Regions from separate parts of the Mus musculus genome. Here region 1 is linked to region 2. A link is a loop called in an ENCODE intact Hi-C map of the cell type or tissue named here. Cell type or tissue: gastrocnemius. All regions are shown on one strand. Links, peaks and the distances in the headings refer to the core of each region. The heading gives the core; the rest is flanking DNA.

Region 1 (5,000 bases), core at 1-5,000, 99 kb after region 2:
TCAGATGCCCTTCAAGGTCAGGGCCTCCCTGAGAGTTCTGTTCTCAAAGGTCTGCCTGGCCCCTCATGGCTGCAGTTTGGATGTCCTAAACATTTGAGAACTGATTTTTGTGACCTTAAAAAATGAGGCATTGCTCAAATTAGGACAATAAGTATTTATTTCAAATCTTTTCAAACATTGTATTTTTATGTGACATGAGATGTTTAACTTTTAAATATTGTGAAATACATAAAAATTGTTGTAGATTATGTTACTTTCCTATGCTGTATAGCACTAGGATTAATTCTTCCTAATGGACCTAAAGGAAGTTTTTCTTTGTGTTTTGTTTTTTGCTCATTCACGTTTGTGTGTGTGCACAGTTGCATGCACACTTACCACTTTTAGTATTCATTAATTTTTTTATTTTACCAGTTTGTTGTGTGTGTGTGTGTGTGTGTGTGTCTACCACAAGAGATCACATGGATGTTGGGGGACAACTTGCAGGAATCAGTTCTCTCCATGTGGATCTCAGGGATTGAGCTCAGGTTGTCAGGCTTAACAACAAGTACATTTAACCCGAGTTACCAGTCCCTATTTGTTAATTTAGACATAAAATCAACATAATGTAACATCATGCATGTATTAAATAAAGCAAAGCACCTATGCTTGTTATAATGTGGACGAACCAAATAAATATCATGTCAAGTAAAAGAAGCCATGTTACATGGCTCCGTTTCTATGAAGTGTTCTGAATGGGCAAAGCTACAGAGACAGGTGAGTAGTTACCTGGAGTTGAGGAGAGGAGGAGTGGATGTCAAGGGGAGTAGATTTCCTTTGGGGATGAAAGTGTTCGAGAGGTTCATAGTATTAATGTTTGCATGACTTTGTGACTGTACAGAGCCGTAATGAATTGCACAACTTTTAAAGGAAGAAGGAAGGCATTAAAAGTATGTGCATTATATTTCAAAAAAATTTGAAAGGAAGAAAGAAAGAAAGAAAGAAAGAAAGAAAGAAAGAAAGAAAGAAGGAAGAAAGAGAGAAAGAGAGAGAGAAAGAAAGAGAGAAAGAAAGAAAGAAAGAAAGAAAGAAAGAAAGAAAGAAAGAAAGAAAGAAAGAAAGAAAGAAAGAAAGGAAGAAAGAAAGATTGCCACAATAGGACTTCAAAACTGAGAGGGCTCTTTTGAGTTAGTTAGTTAGTAACTCAAATTCTATTATAGAAAAAAAATTCCACAAATGTGAAATGAGTTAGTCAAGGTCACACACTGGGCAGGTCACAGAGCTGGTTCTTGGAGTCTCACTGGTTCCTGGAGTCTCTTTTAGTGAATTATTTATCAGTTCACTGAATCTTGGGTGATCATACAGTTATGACTGAAGTGGAACTTCACAGGAGAATGTCAACTGTTTGTTTTTGGCATGGTCCCAAAATGTCCTGAAATGTGCTGTGTAGCTCAGGCTGGCCTTGAACTCATGAATCTCTCACCTCTGCCTTCTGAATGCTTGTATTATGTGCTGAAGGCATTGTAACACCTGAGTTTATTGTGGATAAGCAAGCAAAATAAAAGTTTTTGTTTTTGTTTTTTTTACTTCCTCACAGCTAGCGATCCCTTCACTTCACCCCTCCACGGAACCTGGCACCTCGGCTCCTTTTCCTAAGGGACAGCTTGGCTTGCAGCTCAGTTCTGCTGCAAGCTGGTTTGTCAGGTGGCTCCAAGGAGCCTGTCACTGTGATGTATCTGTCATGGAGATTCTCAATAGTGGCTGTGTATCAGTCACCAAGCATCACCGAAAGCATCTCCGCCCCGAGATTTTGAGTCACTCAGTCTAGGTGGGGTCTGCATTCTTAACTCCATGGGTGACTCTGTAAGTGGCGTTGTCAAGGAATACTACTTGACATTATAGAAATACCGAAATCAAAGAGCCAGAGGGAATAGGCTTGGTTTTTGACCTCCTCTCCATGGTCACTGAGCTGTCTCTATGAGGGGTTGGGATGACAGTTCAGTTGCTAAAGTGCCTTCTGCAAATGTGTGAGGAGCTAAGTTTGTGCCCTGGCACCTTCACAAAAACCTGGCCATAGTGGGGTAAAAGCTTATTGCCAGCAGACCTACCAGAATCAGAGGCCTCCAGGTTCAATGAGAGGTCTTGTCTCATAAAGTAAGAGTATTGACTGATTGAGGAAAGATATTTGATGTCAAACTTTGGCCTCCACAACACCCATACAAAGATGTGCACATACCCATAATAACAAGTACATATACCACAATATACACCATATACACAATAACAATTACACACACAAATGTGCACACACCCACAAAACAAGTACATATACTATATAAACAGGCCCTACTACACACACACACACAGATGTGCACAAATTCACAATAACAAGCACATATACTACACATACAGATCACACATATGAGTATACACACATACAAATGTGGTCACAGTCACGAAACAAGTATATATACTACACAAATACAAACAATGTACATATACAATAACAAGTACCTATATCACACATATTCCCAAACACACTATCTGAAAGATATCTTGGAACAATATTCATGGTATAATATTAAGAGAAAACAAAGTTCTGTGAAAAATCACAATCATATTGTAATTGTATCCTATAACACAATATGTGGACAGGGACATAATTGTATCCTATAACACAATATGTGGACAGGGACAAGAAGGAAGTTCCAAATTAGAGCCAAGACTTTAAAAGGTATCTAAATTGAAATTTTCAAAAAAAAATTTCATCTGTTGTTATGACCCATAATTGTATGATTCAAATTAAAAATGACACTGGATTGAGTGTCAACAATCTAGGGGGACACAAACTAACAGATATTGAGCAAGTATATGTTGATGAAATGAAATCTATGCTGCAGTAATTTTGGAAGGTTATCCTCACTAAGGGGGGAGGACATGATTTAGTAGTCTAAGAAGAATTGACTAATTTGTTATTTGATGAGTAGATGCAGCCGTCAAGGCTAGCCTGTCTTTGCTGCACAGATGCCAGGATGACAGACACTTGCCAGGAGTGCCAAGAATTTGCCAGCTCAAGAAACTGCCACACTCGTGAATCCAGTGTTGGGGGCTATCTCCATCTCTTTCAGTCTCCAAATCTTCTTTGCACGAGTTCTTCTTGCTCTGTGGGACTTGTGACTTGTGTATTAGGTCCAGTGTTCGACATGCTCCCATTGTAAGAGACTGTAGAAGTATGGAGAAGTGTAGCAGGCCCCATGTGGAGAAAGATCACAGCCCTGAAAACTTCAGGAGGACACTGTCCAAGAAAAGCCTCAGGGAAACTGTGGGGCAAGACTGGGTTTTTTCTCCTCCTCCCTAGATGGTTTCTTTCACCTGACTCACCTTCAGGACTTGCAGGATCTGGACTACGATGGCACCACATCAGACCTCGCCCTTCCCACTGAAACCTAAGGTGGCGGTTTATTGCCCAGGGCGTGGTGAGAAGTCTCTGTCAGTTCCTCATAAATCCCATGGCATTGCTCATCTACCTCCTGACATAGCAGATTTGCTTCTTCCCCTGACATTCCAGAGCACAATCCTGCCTGGGCTGTTCCCTTCCTGATGGTTCCTATACTTGGTGAGAAGCTAGGCTAGCACACTGAGTAGAGATGAAGAAGAACAGCTGTTTCAGAGAACCACCAATGTGGACCTCTAGCCACACACCTTTACGTACTCTCTACTCATTTGTGTATTTACTTATTTATCTGTCTGAGTATTTTCCTGTATGTATATATGTATACCACATATATGCCCGGTGCCTGGGAAGACTCGGAAAGGGTGTCAGACTCCCCTGGAATTAAAGTTGCTGACTCATGTAAGCCTTCATGTGGGTCCTGTGCCAGAGCTACTAGTGCTTTTAGACACTGAGAAATCTCTCCAGCCCACGTGGTTTTTTGTTTTCTATTTTCCTCAGTAATCTTAATCTGTTGATGCAGAAACCGAGGCTAGGGAGGAGCAGAGTTGGTCGTGCACTTTGGCTGCCTGGTTATAGAACAGAATTATAAATGAGCTGTAAAGTCACACACATCCAGGGGCCAGGGCACTGAGGCAAGAACAGGAACTGAACTGGATGGAGCTGGGGAGGCTAGAACTCAAAAGGTCGGCAGCTTCTTACTCCTGAGAATGGGCACAACCCAAGAAAGCAGAGCCCATGTCGCTAGAGTCCTAATTATTTTTTCTCCCTAAGGAAAAGCAAAAGTTTCAGAATTTTTACTTGAAATGACTTGCATTTTAAAGGTTAACTATTTCTGACTTCAAATGAAACATCCCTGAGTGTGGTTGTGATGCACACACTTACGGTCCTAGCACTCAGGAGGCTGAGGCAGGAGGCTCATGAGCTCAAGGTCAGTCTGGGATACCTAGCAAGTCCCTGCCTCAAAATGAGTCAATAGAATCTTCTCTGCATCCCAGGACACATGTGGTCCCCAGCTGCCAGTCTGCAACGTCTGGATTCATGGTCAAGTGCCATGGTTTGTGGGTCAAAGAGCTCTTGGTCTGAATCATGCCACTTGGTGGTCATGCAACTTTGGAAACATCTTGTGTCACGATTTCCTCATATGTCAAGTGGGAATAATTCGGTATGATGTGTATTGTAGTGTACGTAGGATTCAAGAGAATGAGCACCAGAGAATATAATCTCCACGAGGAAAAGGATTTTATTTATCTTATTCATTCCTACTTTCCTTGACAAAAAAAAAAAAAAAATGAGCCAGCCCATAGTAGGTGTTTAATAAATAGTTGTTAAATGTGATGAGTGTCTAGTATAATCATTTTACCATAGAATGACAAATTGCCACTAGAATCTGGTTCCTGGCACCTGGAAGTGGCTATATTTTATGGTTTCTATTTTGTCTTCTTTCTGAGCCACTAAGACCGCAAGTGAACCAACTTTCACAATCCAGGACATGGTGTTCATTGTGAATTCTGAGAACAGGGAGGGATCAGACCCTCTGAAAAACATCTGCCAGAGGTCAGGTCTCAGGATT
Region 2 (8,808 bases), core at 1,473-6,472:
GGTTGAGAAACATGTACCCAGGATTTGGGGTAGACTAATCAAGGGAGGAAATTCCAAATATTTAATAGACACTTTTTCATTGTATCAAGAGTATAAATATTTTTGTAACTTTTATTTATTAAAAGATTCCCTTTTAAATCTGTTCCGAAATGTTGGAAGCTGAACTGTACAAGCTCCTGCCACCCACTTTCCAGTACATTTTTGAGAATATTTTTTAAGGGGAAATTATCAAGATGGTACTTTAGTGGAATAAGGTAGGACAGAGTCAGCTCTTCAGGCCCCAGTGGCAGCTTGACCAAAGCTGGCCTTGTAGAGTGAGCATGGAGTCTAGAGAACTGGTTCCTCCTTCGGCAAGCAAATTCATTCATGTTCTTTTTAGTGAAAAAGTCTAAATTAATATACAATAGCCTCCGTTTATGATGCTCCCTGGCATCTTCTTAAACTACAGATTGAAGGCAGCTCCCTCTTTCATGGCCAGTTTTAGCAGACAAACAAAGGGATATAGATACATATATGTGTATATATATATATTTTATAAAGGTAAAATATATACATATCTTATATATGTATATATACATGTCTGGGGTAAGGGAAAGAGAAGAGGGTCATGTAAACCTAAACAGTCACCACGTTACCCCAACCGAGCTTGACATTAACAAAAAGACAATAAATAATTCCTAGGGGTTAAGTGACAACGTGGGCGCAGCAAAGAGGGAGAGGGCACACAATTTAATGATTCAATACACGTGGATAATTTGTTTGGCAGAGTTCAGGCCAGCCTCAGGCTTCTGCACTTGCCAGACAAGTAAGCTAATGATACTCAACAAAACTAGAGAAAAAACAGTTTGAAGCAGAGCTCCATGCCACCGCTTTCTTTCAGGTCGGCTGGCAGGCACACTTTTCTCACCACCCAGAACGGAAACTTTGGCTCCAAGGCAAATGAAAAGGGGAGAAAAAGAAGTATTTCCACTTATGACATGAAAATACAAAAACATCAAAGAAAACTATCAAAGAAGTCTACTTCCAGCAAAACTGAGGTAGCACTGCTTTCTCTGCATTCAATGCTTAAGTGGTTTTCAGTACAATGTGTTCTAACAAAACAAAACAAAACTGCTCACTTGACTGACAGGTACAGCATGATGATGGGTAAGTTAAATATGAAATGCAATAGGTCAAAGAAGGAATGAGCAAGAAGTGAGGGAGACAGGGCTTTGGATAAATTAGCTTAAAGGGACGGGGTGGGGTGTCAGACTGCAAATGCTCTTGACTGGCCTTGGCCTTGGCTCTCCAAGAGCTCCAAACTGTCTGGAAATTAATGCAATGTGGCTAACAGTTAACACTGCTATATTCATATCTGTGTAAATCTTTTAAAATAATTATTACAACCTAAATTCAACCATGTAAACAGCACTACACACAGTACAGACCTGCCCTGAAAAATAATATGCAAAACTGAGGTCTGGCACTGCATCATTTTGTAATGTTAATTCAACCTAACAACCCACTCCCAACCCGGGCTACACCCTCCCCTCCCCCACAAAACAAATCCTATCAAGTTGTGCAAGAAATGGCAGGCTTATTCTATCTGAAGGCTTCAAAAAAAGGTACACAACATGTAGCCAGGTTCAAATATTTTGGGGGATTTCCCACCCCCAAAAAAGAAATAACCAAAATAACAAAAAAAAAAAAAAATGAAGAAAGTGCCTAAAACATGATACAGCATTTTAGAGCCCTTTCAAATACAAGGCAGAGAAAGGTGTAAAGTAGAAAATATCCGGATCTTCAGTAATTTCCAGAAAGGTCCAATTCCTCATTTGGCTGCAGGGCAGCAGGCAGATCCTCAGTGCTGCTCCTGGAACAGAGCGGCTAAGTCTGCTCTTCTGGACACAAGCCCTCTTGCCCTGAGCTGAGTGTACCTCTCCCTTCCACTTCTCTTTTCCTTCTCTCCATTTCCCACTCCACAAAGGTATCAAAGAGACTCGGCCAGGCCTCATCTTCACTGTAGTTGCTGAGGTCGGGGCCAATCACCTGAGTGAAGTTAAGAAACATGTTCCAAGTGTCCCGGGAGATGCCCTTGATTCCCGAAGGGTTCTCTGTTAGGAAATTTAGCCACTGGTCCAATACTGGAGGATTGTTCTGTGTAAATACTAGTTTCCATAGGGCAATGGCTATTTCACGATGCAGTGACCGCTGCCCTTCTTCAGAGTCCAGGCCAAACTGAAATGTAAACCGGTAGAGATCCTTGAATTTATCTTCTTGTTTGGCTTCTGTTAAGAGGCTAGGGAACCGTGCACAGATCCCATCAATGCTGTCTGCACTTATTGCTTTACAGCCATCAAAAAACTCCTTCCTGTGACAGGTAGGAAAAGGTATGATTAATAAGTAAAAGTGATTTAGTATATGATGAGGCAAGACAGCACAGTTAACAGCAACTAATCCTCCCAACCTGCAGCCCTCAGAAGGCAGAGACAGGATCTCGAGTTCTAGGCCAGCCTTGTCTACTAAGGTCAGCTAAGGCTGTAGAGTCAGACCTTGCCTCGAGAATAGATGGGTGGGTGGGTGGTTAGATGGGTGGCTAGATAGATAGGGCCCAGTTTAATTCTCCCAACCTACATGGCAACTCATAGCAGCCTATAAATCCAGTTCCAGGGGTTTAACACACTTTTATTTTGCCTCTGAGGATACCAGGCATGCACCTAAGAAATATACAATGTGGGCAAGACACCTATATACATAAAATAAAATAAAATAAAATAAAATAAAATAAAATGGAGAAAAAACCCAACAACAATAACTGTGCCTTCTGGGGCATGGCAAGATGGCTCAGCAGGTAAATATACTTGCCACCAAGAATGATAACCTAATTTTGATCTCAAGAGCATACATGGTAAAGAAAGCCAAATCCCTCAAGTTGTCTTCTGGCCCCTTCACATTTAAAGCATGACACATATGCACGTATACATGCACATTAACATATTACATACTACTACCAAAACTGTAGTAAAAAATTTTTTTTTACTGTTTTTGTTTGTTTCTGTTGTTTTATAAGATAGGACCTCACTATGTAGCTCATACTAACCTTGAATTTTCTACCCCTATGTCTCAGCCTCCTGGGGGTTGGGATTACAGACAGGTATCACCACATCCAGCTGCATATGTGCTTTTTAACATGTATTCAGCACTTTGCAGTTTGTAACAGAGTTTCATACTAATTATCTCAGGGACTGTGGTGGTGAGGCAACTACTCTACTGAGCAGGTCATATATATTAGCTGTGTTTTAAAGTTCCTTCTGCCAGGCCAGGTATAGTCATTCACTCCTTTAATCCCAGCACTCAAGAGGCAGGGAGGCAGAACCTGAAGTCTGAGGCCACCTTGTTCTACATATCCAGTTCCTGGCCACTAGGGCTATATAGTGAGACCTTGTCTTAAAAAAATAAAATAAAGTCAGTTCTTATTCATAACCCTGCACTCTTAAAACCATGGTCTTCCATGACCCTGACATATTCTTATACACAAACAAACAACCCCAATATGGATACATAACTTTGACAAATTATGCAACTGCTACTTGATAACTGAAGCCATCCCAGTTCTATCCTAGTTGGTACCACTATCCAGTGTCACACTTTCCTCCTCTGCTCCCCTGGTGACATGAAAGCATCTGTGACTAACCTGGTGAATTTGCACATGGTAGCAGCCTGGAACTTCCAGGCCAAGAGCAGCACTCGAAATTCTGTAGGATCAACACATAGGTCATTGCAAAAGCGCTCCATGCCTTCCTCCAAAATTGCATCCTCCCGCTCATCCTTGTAGCGCCTGAATAGTTCTTCCAACCTCTGCAAAGAAGACTCCTCAGCATTGGTCTTGGACTCCCTCCCAGCATCTCCAGAAGAAGTTGGCAGCTGGCAGGCCTCAGTGGCAGCCTCTGCTTTCTTGGTCCCATTGACAAGAATATCCCCAGCTGGTTTGCCACAAGGTGGCACCTGTTCCTCACGGTGGCTAGCCCCCCGCCTGCTGTGTGACTTGTTGCTGGGGTCCCGGTCTCCATTCTTGCTGCCCAAGGTTGATGAAGGATTCTTGCACTTGGTGACACACTGGCCCATGGTGGTAGTACCCTGGCCTCTAGAGTGGACCCCTCTGGATCAAATGCCCTCGCTGCCACTGGCCCATGTACTTCAACATGCCATCAGTTAGAGGAGCCAGGCAACCTGGAAGGAAATTACAAAATAGTTAACACTCTATTTCACTGAGCTAACAATGAGACAGGGGAGAGAACCCTATCCCAGCTCACCATTACCTCTCCTGTAAGTCAGCTCTGTGGGATGCTTACCCTTGTGTCTGGTCTACAGAGTGAGTTTCAGGACAGCCAAAGCTATACAGAGAAACCCTGTCTCGAAAAACCACAACAAAACAAAACAACAACAACAAAAAAAAAACAGACCAAAAAACCAGTTATCTGGACCTGAGTTAAGCCACAAGTTTACATCTGGTTCTATACCTAATACCTACACATTCAGATTTCAACAAAGATTGCTACAAACTTTTACTCTCAGCACAACATAAGGAACACCTTAGAGGGTAAATGACCTTGGCCTGGTAGCCATGGCAACTAATTGAGCAGAACAATACAGAGGTAGCAGAGTCTCTGATAATGGTAAAGGATGGAAGCAAGGAGAGTTAAAGGAACCTCACCTCACCACAAGCATCCCTCCCCGCCCCCTTACAGACCCTGCACTACGCGTGGAAAATTAACTGAAAGCAGGACTCCATGAGGAAACCTCCATCAAGTCTTCAGTAACAAGATGCTGTAGCTATTTTAGGGTTACTCATGCTCCTGACAGTAACCCCTCACCTGTACTCTGTCAAGCTGGATTCTAGTAGAATAGAGATGAGGCCATATCCAGGCCACCTGTAATCGCATAATGGTCTAATGGTGAAGTAAGAAGTGTCAAAACTACAAGCAGGGGCCTAGACAAACAGCAAAGTGCAGTGTGCCTGGATCTCTGGATGCACAAAGGTGTACCGTCCTAGCTCCACCCTGTTCCACCCACCTACATAGAGCCTGTACTCCAGGTACTTTCCCAACCTAGGTGTGTCTCCACACCCAATACAATCTCTAAGAGATAAAACTGCTGGATCAAAAGGCTACACTGACACTGAGCAATATCTATTTTAACTAAGTTTTTATATGAACTGCTAAAAATGTGTGAACAAAAGCAGAAGCAATTTTCAATACTGCATACTTATGAGTTGTTATTAACCATCAACTATTTTGTTATAATAGAAAATCCATTTATGATTTAATACTTGCAAACTTCTGCTAAGTGTTAGAACAATAGCAGCCACTGTCTGTTAGTATGTAGAATGTAGCAAAGAAAGCAGACACTAGATAAAAATCAGTGTCAGCCAGACTTGGGCCTCTCACTTCTAAGGAGCCTTCATGATTCTTCAGGGTGCAAAGTCAGAGCTCACTTAAGAGTCTGGTGATAGGGCAAAGGGCAGTTGTTAAGAAAAGCTGAATAAACAAAAACAAATAAAAAAATAAACAGCTTCCACCAAACAGTGCCTGGATAAACTGGAGTTATCTTCAAAGGGAATTCTCTCTAAAAGGAAGCAGAGAGTATAGTCATCTAAAAAGAACCACAATCATTCCTGTAGTTAGGCAGACTCCTATAAGGGTGTGTCCTATTCTCCACCCTCAGAAACAAAAGACATGTCTACACATGCCCTCAAAAGAAAGGCAGTTTCAATTTGCTTAAGCCAAAACAAGACACACAAAGAAACTCTTAAAAGTGCTTTCGCTGTGAAAAGTGACAGACCCAAGCATGGCTTCTCACAGGCTGTTATACGCTGAGCATGTAGTAAGCCATAAGTGAAACCAATTCAAATCTCAAAAGGCAAAGGGTTAATTCTTGGAGAAGAATTGTTCGAGCAGAATTCTCTCTAAACAAGAAAGACTGCAGCATGTGGAGGGTCTGGTTTCCAGATTTGTGTTTCTAAAGACTGGATTGCTGAAAGAAACAAAAGGCCCAAACTTACACAAACCCCACATGCTCACAGACTGGCAACTCTAATTCCCAGGCTGGCTGACTCACCAGTGTTTGCTGCTCAGATCCTGCTGCAGGAGGCCCAGCACCCGGGTGAGGTAAGAGGATTTCCTGCCCTGCATCTGACCCACCTACCCAGGCTGCTCACCCCACCCCCACTGGACAGATGCTTCTGTACAGCAGCTCCCTCCAAAGCCTGGCGCCAAGGCCTGCAGGTAAGAGCAGAACAGATGGGGCTCCCATAGAGGCCCAAATCTCATTTACTCTGCTGTGCCTCCATGTAAAAGCATCTTTTGATGACCTGATACAGCGGAACCAGTTGAAACCTGAAGGCTTTTAACATGCTCAGCAGATGAGAAAGAGGAAAATCAATGTGGACAGATGATCAATCACACAATGACAGAAGGTCAGCTTTCTCCCATCATGGCTCCTTTCTTTAAAAGGTTCCCATTCTGGTGGGGTTGAGCAGTGGTCTCAAGTCAGAAGTCAGTATGTTCTTTGCTAGTGGGCACTGCTCCTTGGTTGCTTGTTTATTTCCCCTTCTGGCAGAGCCTTCAGTCTTTCAAAGTCTCACTGGCTGTTAGCTAACAACAGCAACCATCAATTACTGGGCATTTGATACAGGGCCAAACTCTATGCTAACTAAGCACTTTAAGAACACTAGCACACGTGCCCTCCTCACCATAACCCCATTTAAAGACAGGAAAACTGAGGCTCTGCATGTAGTAAACTTATGCAACATCACAGAACAAACAGAACCTGGAATGTTTAGTTCAAGAAACCATGACCTGTATAACTGAACCCACATCTGTCAAAGCATCATGGGACAATACACTGAGGAATGGGCCTTGAGGTGAGGAACAGATACAGCAACCTTAGAATATCAAATCTTAACCATCAGCCACTACAAAGAACATCATACTGTCTGTGTGCACACATATACACACACTCACCAATAATAATAATTTAAAAATTATAACAATAGGCCAGGCGTAGTGATGCATGTGTTTAATCCCAGCACTTAGGAAGCAGAGACAGGCGGATCTCTGTGAGTTCAAGACCAACTTGATCTACATAGTGAACCCAGTCTCAAAACATAGAAAGTCTCATACCACATTACTGACCATATTCAAAAGCTCCAAAGCCCCAACATGTGGAGAATCAGACTCTCCACAGGAAGGGGTTTCCTTGTGATTGATCCTCAATAAAACCAAGCTGTGCCTGGTAAAAACTGTAAATTGCTAGCCATGCCCTGCTCCTAACCTGAGGCAGGCTTTCCTGTCATCTTGCATCCATCTCTATAGGTTTGCAAAGACAGGATCTCTAGCTTTCTAGGCAATTTCACTCAGTTAGTGACAGTGTCTTCCCAGGTGCCTTACTCCCTCTCACTGCCACCTGCTGACAGCCTTTGCACAATCTAGATATTCCAGTGCCAAGTTTACAAAAACAACACAATTATTAGTAATGAATACCACTTTCTATTTGCTATATTGTATATTGTTATAACAGCAGTATAGAAACATAGCTCTCTGAAATAATTATTGAGTTCCAGGAAACTAAATGGCAGCACACTGAGGTCAAGAAGCTACCTAGGAAGGGAGAAAACAGTGCAGTTATCAAGAGGTTGGGTGCATCACAGTGAAGGCATCTATTAACCAGACCTGTCTGCAGCTTATTCCACTGCGCCTCAGGACTCTTGAGTGGAGGAAATGAGATGGTCCATGCATCTGGTGCACAGAAGCAGTCAATGAAGGGTCCGCCTCTGTAATCATTATTATTACTGCTATCACACAGTCACTGACAGACCAAAGCTTCCTTTACCGAAGGAATTGTTCTTCAGTAGCCAGCCCAGCTCTATCAGGGCAAGTCAAATGTCTCAAGTGACAGCTCTCCTGCTTTAGCTCTGTGGCACAAATGAGTCAAACAGAGCCAAGAACAAAAGAGAGGTGGGAAAGGGGTGACTGAAAACCTCAGTAGGGGAGGGGGAACTACTCATGCACACATACAATAACTGGGGTACCTATTCTAAGCCTGCATACTCCTTTGAATATGTATTTACTGTCAGGAACTTTGTTCCACTTACAATGGGTCATCATAGTATCCAGCTTTTGTCCTCCAGCTGCTTCTGCCTCCTTCCCTCCTTTCTCTGCACGTCAGCCTCCAGACCCATCCTTCCTCTGTACCAGCCCTGGCTGCCATTCCTGAGGACAGGCTTCACTACCTGCCCAGCTCAACCCAGCCTCGGGCCTGAAGCAGACACTAGGCCCCAAGGGCAATCCTTATAGGCCCCAGGTCCCTGGAGGTGCTCTAGTTTCAGCTGCACCTATCTCTTTGGTAGTTCCATGAGGTGACAACCAGGCAAATCTGTCTTCAAGTGGCTTGCTCTTGGCTGTTCAGCCAAACCACTGTGGAGGACCAACCCTCACTGGAGCCTGATGTAAATGGAGACAGAAAAAATGGAGAGATAAGAGAACTACAAAGAAAACTTGAGAGCGACTCAGAAGGATACTAAGGTCTGGGGCTATAGCTGCAGTTTTATAACAAGCCTAAGAAGTAAATTGTTATAGGCTCTACAGATTTGGAAACCACACAACAGTATTACAAAATAAAACCAGCCTGCTAAGACTTCACTGAGATTTCACAGAAAGGTGGGTCTTGTTTGGGTTCTTAAATGACAATAAACAGGAAATGGAAGAAAAGAAAGCCAAAACGGTTGGTCCATGTATTAACATATAGTAATAGCTATATCTTGAAAATCAT

Evidence for each region. Peaks named below come from ENCODE experiments on the same cell type or tissue, not always from the same donor. Only the 100,000 strongest peaks of a DNase experiment are listed, where the experiment ranks them.
Region 1: it touches region 2 in a loop (2.0-fold over the local background); 3 of 42 quality-filtered maps call a loop at or near these places.

Annotation. Positions count from the first base shown.
Region 1 is chr7:119,956,279-119,961,278 of GRCm38, forward strand. The region is part of intron 50 of Dnah3 (dynein, axonemal, heavy chain 3); the gene reads right to left. Among named protein-coding and RNA genes, the nearest start is that of Lyrm1, 63 kb to the left of the region's middle. In gastrocnemius, for the core only: no CTCF peak of the experiment used is centred there; a DNase peak (open chromatin) is centred at 3,021; H3K27ac peaks cover 1,923 bases.
Region 2 is chr7:119,855,707-119,864,514 of GRCm38, forward strand. It overlaps Dcun1d3 (DCN1, defective in cullin neddylation 1, domain containing 3 (S. cerevisiae)), which reads right to left. Exons shown (of 3, transcript NM_001163703.1): 2 at 3,674-4,209; 3 at 1-2,350. The coding sequence starts at 4,104. The coding sequence ends at 1,867. It also overlaps a transcript of Rexo5 not described here. Among named protein-coding and RNA genes, the nearest start is that of Dcun1d3, 36 kb to the right of the region's middle. In gastrocnemius, for the core only: a CTCF peak has its summit at 3,966 (motif pointing right); DNase peaks (open chromatin) are centred at 3,980 and 6,196; H3K4me3 peaks cover 288 bases; H3K27ac peaks cover 2,454 bases.